Linked DNA regions of Homo sapiens: region 2 is linked to region 1. The links are chromatin contacts, found by Hi-C or POLR2A ChIA-PET in ENCODE. All regions are on one chromosome and are shown on one strand. The core of a region is the stretch at or near the end of the contact, and the rest is flanking DNA. Distances in the headings are between cores, read along the strand shown. Region 1 holds the start of TENT5A (terminal nucleotidyltransferase 5A). Region 2 overlaps NT5E (5'-nucleotidase ecto).

Region 1 (3,444 bases), core at 697-3,196:
CCAACTCCATACGCTTCCCTTTGTAGATAACGCTCTTCTCCTCTTTCCCCGACTACTGAAAGAACATCCATTCTTTCAAGATCCAGTCCAAATGACACCTTCTCGGGTGTCTCTCCGTTTCCTATGTAGTTAGCCCGCCACGCGATTGCGTCAGAATATACTTCTCTCATAATACATATGCAACTGAACCATAATTATGCACCTAGGTGCTATGCCCTCTAGATTACGTGAAATGTCATTCTTAAATCTTCAGCACTTAGCCTGTTGCCTGGCACGTAACAGGTCACTAAATGCTCTCTCTATACACATGCTCACACAAGAATATGCATATGTATATATATGTATAAAATGCCTGGTTAAGATAGATTCATGCGCCGATGGCTGGTCAGAGGAACACATGGGTGTGCTCTGAAGGAAGCGATGGCCCTATGCGGACAGGGTAGTTGTCCTAGAGTCCCCAGGCGCACCTCAGTGCTTAGGCGCAGCGCTGAGGGGATGGCCTCTGCCACAGAGACAGTCGGATTTCTCCATTTTGGGACGCAGCTCGGCAGGGCACCGGGAGGGGGCGGCGTTGTCACGCAGCTGGATGCTCCACGGGTGACACCCCCGCACCCTACCCCTCACCCCCGAGCCGCGCAGCTTGAGTGACTAGGCCGGGGCTCCCCCAGTTAGGAGGTGCGGGCTGTTTTTCCTCCCAGTCTGGGCGGGCAGGGCTGAGCAGGGTTTGGGGAGTATTCTGTGACCCTGGCATTCTCCCCTCTGCCCCACCTCAGCCCCCGGCAGCGTCTAGGCGCTGGGAAAGCTGCTCCGGGTTAGTTGATGGAGGCAGCGAGCTGCCGAAGAGACGGCCACAGCTTTCTAGCAAAGAGTGGTGGTGGCGCGAGTGAGCGTGCGTAGAATTAGCTCTGCCGAAGTCACCGAAGCTGGAGGAGAGAATTCATTTTATTCTTGAAACTCCTACTTTTACGTCTCGTGGAAAACCAAATCGTATTCCACTGACACTATGATGCACTTAAAATGGCCAAACTTTAGGGGGCCGCGAGGAACGCGCTTCGCCGCCTCCAATTTTGTCAGAGAACTCGCAGCAAAGGCACCGGACACCTAGCGGCCCTTTCCCTGGACTCCGGGGCAGCACGCACTCCCCGGGCGCGCTCTCTGCGCCCACTCGGCCCGCCCAGTCCTCGGCCATTGGCTGCTCGCCCGCGTCTGCTCCGTGACGCGCCCTGACCCCCGCGAAGTACTGGCCCCTTGGAGCCACTCGTGCGCAGGAGCCGCGCACGCCCGAGGCCCGTGGTGCCGCCCCCGCGCCTTCTCGGGCTCGCCCAGAGCTCCCCGGCGCGCTTCCCGAGGTTTCGAGAATCGAAACCCAGTTATCAACAAGCCCTTCCCACTCACGCGCCGTGACTGATTTGCGTGCAAGAGTGGACTCATGAGTCCACACTTGGATCGGGTTTATCAATGGAGTAAATGGTCTACCTAAAAACCGAGGTTTAAAAGAGCGGTCGTGAGGAACCTCCGGAGCCCAACCGTGATGATCTAAAGACGGGCTGAGTCCGCGAGAATTTTGGGAAGTTTCTGCAGTTGCAGGATTTTAGTCGTGATCTGGTTTTGATGACCACTTATGATTCCTGGGGCATTTAAAGTGTCTCCTCCTGGGGAAAATGAAAAGAGATTTGTGGGAGGGGGCGTACATAAATTAAATGTATGTATAAATACACGCATCTACGGGCGCACACAGTATCCGCACATACAGCCCAGGACCTCACGCTCACCGGCAGTCGTCCCGCACTAACTGCTGGGCTAGTCAGCTGCGTGCCCTGCGGGCGGGGGAGGGCAGAGGGGGCGGCGCCCTATGCAGATGAGGAGGGTGTGGCGAACGTGCCGCTCTGGGCCCCGGAAGCGCAGAGAAGCCCGGTATAAAAAAAGTACTGAAGACATTTTCCCCGCACAACTGCTAAAGCTCCAGAGACACGAGCGTGTGTGGCAGCAAGAGCCGCCAGTTCGGGACCACCGCAGCTGGGGTGGCAGCGGCGCAGGAGGGGTCGCGGGGAGGGAGTGGTGAGCGCAGGCGGCAGGGGTCTGGGAAAGACGAAGTCGCTATTTGCTGTCTGAGCGCGCTCGCAGCTCCTGGAAGTGTTGCCGCCTCTCGGTTTCGCTCTCGCTCGCTGCGCTCCTAGAAGGGGCGGCCGCCTCCAGGTGACACAGACGGGACTCTCGCTTGCGCTTTCCAGATGCATCAGAGATACTTTTGGTGCGGGGCTGCTCTGCGGGGCGCGGTGCGCGGCTGGGGACTGTAAGGGCCGGGGGAGGGAGTCTCCGAGGAGGCCCGGGGTCAGGGAACTATCGGGGGAGGGGGCGCTCTTTTCCTGGCGGGCCTCTGCTCTCCGCCGCCGCGCGTGCTCTCCGCCGCCGCGCGTCCTCACCGCGCTCCTTTCCCTTTCTTTTTAGGACTGACCAGGGCCAAGTGGCGCTCGGCGGGCACTACATGGCGGAGGGTGAAGGGTACTTCGCCATGTCTGAGGACGAGCTGGCCTGCAGCCCCTACATCCCCCTAGGCGGCGACTTCGGCGGCGGCGACTTCGGCGGCGGCGACTTCGGCGGCGGCGACTTCGGCGGTGGCGGCAGCTTCGGTGGGCATTGCTTGGACTATTGCGAAAGCCCTACGGCGCACTGCAATGTGCTGAACTGGGAGCAAGTGCAGCGGCTGGACGGCATCCTGAGCGAGACCATTCCGATTCACGGGCGCGGCAACTTCCCCACGCTCGAGCTGCAGCCGAGCCTGATCGTGAAGGTGGTGCGGCGGCGCCTGGCCGAGAAGCGCATTGGCGTCCGCGACGTGCGCCTCAACGGCTCGGCAGCCAGCCATGTCCTGCACCAGGACAGCGGCCTGGGCTACAAGGACCTGGACCTCATCTTCTGCGCCGACCTGCGCGGGGAAGGGGAGTTTCAGACTGTGAAGGACGTCGTGCTGGACTGCCTGTTGGACTTCTTACCCGAGGGGGTGAACAAAGAGAAGATCACACCACTCACGCTCAAGGTAACACCACCCGAGATGCACTTGGGTCCTGACCCAGTCTGGGCCGGGTGTGACGGGGAGCGGGCAGAGGGGCATCGGTTAAATGCCATGAATCTGTGGCCATCACGAGTTTGGGCGCGCGTTATTTCTTTGATTTTTGATTTTTTAAACCAGTAAACTGACGTGCGTGGACGGTGTTGAGTGTTTCAGTTTACTTGATGCTTTGGCGCTACAACTCTTCTCCCAGGTCCTCCTCTGCCCTCTCTTCTCTTCTTTCTCCTTATGTTTTAACTCTTGGCTTTCCCTGTTGGAGTCTTGTCCAGAGTAGATTCTGATACTTGGCAGAATGAAATGATGTAAATAATTTTTGAGTCATTATATTTGAGTCTAGCCTTTGGGAAAATAACAGCCTGAAGCAGAAGTGAGTC
Region 2 (3,444 bases), core at 450-2,949, 3.7 Mb before region 1:
TCCTCACCCCCACCACTTTCTTTATGTAGGAGAAAACCTAAAACACTATTTTTAAAAAAAGAATTGATGATCTTATATGAAAGAAACTTTCCACACTCACACAGAACAATTAACAAACTCTCAAAAAAATTGTTTCATTCACAAACAAGTGCCAGTAAGGTATTAGTAGAAATATAAAGGTAACTTGTAAATTAAAACACAGAAATGAAAACAAGAAAACCTGGGCAATTGTCCAGAGAGGGCTACTGGAGTGCCAGGCTGTGAATTGTGAAGCTGCTGGCTAAGCTTTTCACCTGTTTCCAAGCAACTTGGTTTCTCACTTTACAACGAAGACATTGCTTAACTACTTTTTACCAAGTTTGTTTCAAATCCTGACTTCTGAAAAGTTTTAATGGTTCACGCACCAAATCATACCAAAATGGAGCCCATTTAAAAGCAGCAGGTGGAGTGAGTAGTTTTATTAATCATTCAGTAATCATCTGCTGGGCACTGGTGCCAGAGCTCACCTGGTGTCACAGAGAACATAGGGTCAATCTGATGTGTGAACAGACAGACACAGTGGACAGATGGTTAGAGACATGTGTGCAAGGTACAGCTGATACACCAGAGACAGACGTCTGCAGTAGAGGTGTTATGGAGAGACCTCAAAGATGTCACACCTTGAACTGTGTCATAAGCAGCTCATGGCATCCAGGTGATTTGGTGCTCCTGGAACTGAGGGCACCTGAAAATCTGGCAGAAAAAAAAATGATGCTGCTAAGAGCATCGCTGGGAGATCAGGGAGGGTCTGTATGGTGTCCAAGGAGTCAGGGCTTTCATTTTGAGGGAAGTGGGAAGCCTTGAAGAGAAAGTAGGGCTGGAGGCAGTCCGGGGGTGCTTGGAAAGCTCAGTCTGGCAGCCTGCAGTGAATGGATGGGAGTTGTGTGAGCCTGGTGGTGAAGAGACTGGCAGGAAGACACCTCTCCCTCAGGGGAGAGGTGACACAGCAAGTGGGGCTGTGGGAATGTGGTGGGGAGGTGACACTGAGGGGACAGTGCAGGAGTGGAAGCCACAGGAATATTCAGCTGGCTGGGCATGAGGGCACGGGCAGGAGAGAGGATGGGGCTTCTGGTGTTTCACTGCTCCTCCGTGCATTTCCAACAGGAACCATATGCATCCTCACAAGTACCTCACTCACAGCGTCACTGGAGCTAAGCGCCCTTCTCTGCTGGTGGTTGGCCTGGCAGGATAGGGAGGAGTGGGGAGCTAAGGGGAGATTGGGGGCAGAAGGAGCAGTTACCCCCAGTCTCTCTAGACAACTCCACAAAGTGTCTCTTGAAACAGAAGAGAGAGGGGTGCCAGGCCTCTACCCCTCCTGTCCCCTCCCATCTCCCAATGTCTTAACTCACTTTGCCTGGTTTCAAGCTGGGGCAGGACGGAAATGGGTGTGGGAGTTGGGGTGTCATCTCAACCTTTGGAAAAAGCCTAACTAACTGTTAACTCTTGGAATAAAAACTCTGCTGCAGGTTGAGGCAAACTAACCAACAATGCTGTACCAGTGGCTCGTCAGAGCTGGGCCATGGTGATCTCCTCACAGCTTTATATATCTGGAGACACCCATTTCCCAGTTAAGAAAGCAGCCTCTGTCTCAGGTGCAACCTAACTGCCTCTTGGCCTGTGAGGCATTTTTAGCCTTCAGGGCTTTGTGGCTCGCTTGCTTTTTGTGGTTCAATTTCCTGCTAAAGTTATCACTGTGGCTGTTGTGTTCATTTGTCAGAGGCTTTCAAAACAGAAGTCTTTACTATTTTGGTACTCCAGGCCAGAAAGACTGTGTTTTGTAACCTTTTTTCCATTACAACACACATAGAAAGTGATGAGACTTGGACAGAATTCAAGGTCACATGGATGGGGCTGCCAGGGGCAATGGGATAAGGGGCTGAAGGACCAAAAACTCCAGCCTCAGGATTTAACTCTGTCTCTTTCTCCCTCCCTCCAATTATTTATTTGTTCATTCATTCAGTAAATATTTACCAAAGATTTCTCCTGTGTTAGATACATTTTAAGTGGTTATAGGGATCAACTAATGCATATTATTTAATTATTTAATAACAGGGAGAGGGACTGCTTTGATCAATCAATTCTAACTGGGGAGATCAGGAAGTGGGAGATTTCTCTATAAAAATAAAATGTTCCAGAATAGTAAGAGGCCTTAATGGAAGACCGCAGGATATCCACTGACCTCTGTGTTTCCTCCTGCAGACAATGCAGGCCAACGTCCTGCAGGCCAGGGTCAAGTCTGAGGCCTCCATCCTGGTTCCTGTGTTAACCACCATCTCTGACCTGCTCTCACACCACGTGTTTTCATTCCTCTTGCTCTCACCCCAGGAGTGTTCTCATGATTTCTTTCATTCACCCATTTTCTCAATACCAACGGCAGCATTCATTTACAGGTGAAAAGAGTAAATGGAGAAGTGGCAGCTCTTCCTTGGAAGAGCTTTGGGAAAAAAAAACATAGAAGTTGGCACATGGCCTCAGGACAGTGTGGTCATGCAGCAGAGTTTCAGTGTGACTGCTAAATTCAGTTGCAGATTCCATCCACATTGTGTGTGGGTAAAATGTGATAAAGAGAAAAGTCAGAAGGATTCTTCCCTCTTTATCTAAAAGTATTACCTCTACCATTTGTTACTTGCTAAAGATATATTTTATTGTTGTGAAAAAACCAATAAATAGATTCCATGCTTATTATTATATTAGTACAGGATGGAAAATAATTTTATCTTGAGCGCCATCTCTAGTTGATTGACAGTAACTCCTTGCAGTATGGGGATAAGGAGGGTTCTGAGGCTCAGTCCAAACACAGTGGGAAAGGCTGACTAAATCAATTGACTTCTCTCTTCTTAGGGACAAGTTTTTCTTAGCATCTGCCATGGACAGGGTAAGGGCTAGGGGAGGGTCACATAATGATATCATGCATTTGTTTGCATTTCAACTTGGGTGAGTACCCGTTTAATTTAGTTTCTAAGAGATGATAATTGAATGTTATTTTGAATTCTTTTTAGCATATGAATAGAGATATTATTACTTCATAATTACCTGAAGTAATTTCCAAATAAGGTCATTGTATATTCCCAAAGGGAAGGTAGTTTTTGGCCTGTATAGAGAATTCATGTGAATTACAAGCCAAACTTTATACACAAGCTTTCTCTCATGCCTAACTAATTGCAAGGTATTTTTAATAATCAAAACAAGAAACTTGGATTCAGAATATCTTCATTCTTTGATCGTTGATTCATATGACCTTCTGGGTCTTATTCTTAGTGAACAGGGTTTACCCAAAGCCACTGGACTTTTATAAGCTATCCACATCAAATGTAAATATTGACAAATACCCCCAGAAGGTGTTAAAAATACCAGACTGTATCCCACAGGGTTCATTTAACAATAACAACAGGATTTTGAGTCACA

Evidence for each region. Hi-C counts contacts between places; a loop is a spot of excess contacts on that map. ChIA-PET counts read pairs that join two places held with the same protein, here RNA polymerase II (POLR2A). Pooled maps may share reads with other maps.
Region 2: a loop to region 1 is called in a map with no recorded cell type, with 6 times the contacts of the local background. The contact joins the enhancer-like site here to the promoter of TENT5A in region 1. A Hi-C loop is called at or near these places in 1 of 37 single-sample maps with no recorded cell type and 4 of 50 pooled maps. POLR2A ChIA-PET finds 5 or more read pairs at or near these places in 1 of 52 experiments (activated naive CD4-positive, alpha-beta T cell).

Annotation. Positions count from the first base shown.
Region 1 is chr6:81,751,183-81,754,626 of GRCh38, reverse strand. It overlaps TENT5A (terminal nucleotidyltransferase 5A), which reads left to right and starts at 1,946. Exons shown (of 3, transcript NM_017633.3): 1 at 1,946-2,196; 2 at 2,449-3,037. The coding sequence starts at 2,486. RefSeq lists enhancers at 875-924, 1,785-2,285 and a silencer at 1,745-1,874.
Region 2 is chr6:85,459,691-85,463,134 of GRCh38, reverse strand. The region is part of intron 1 of NT5E (5'-nucleotidase ecto); the gene reads right to left. Among named protein-coding and RNA genes, the nearest start is that of NT5E, 11 kb to the right of the region's middle. Within about 2 kb of position 1,699, at least 14 of the 41 ENCODE cell types and tissues checked have a DNase peak (open chromatin) inside an H3K27ac peak, as active enhancers do.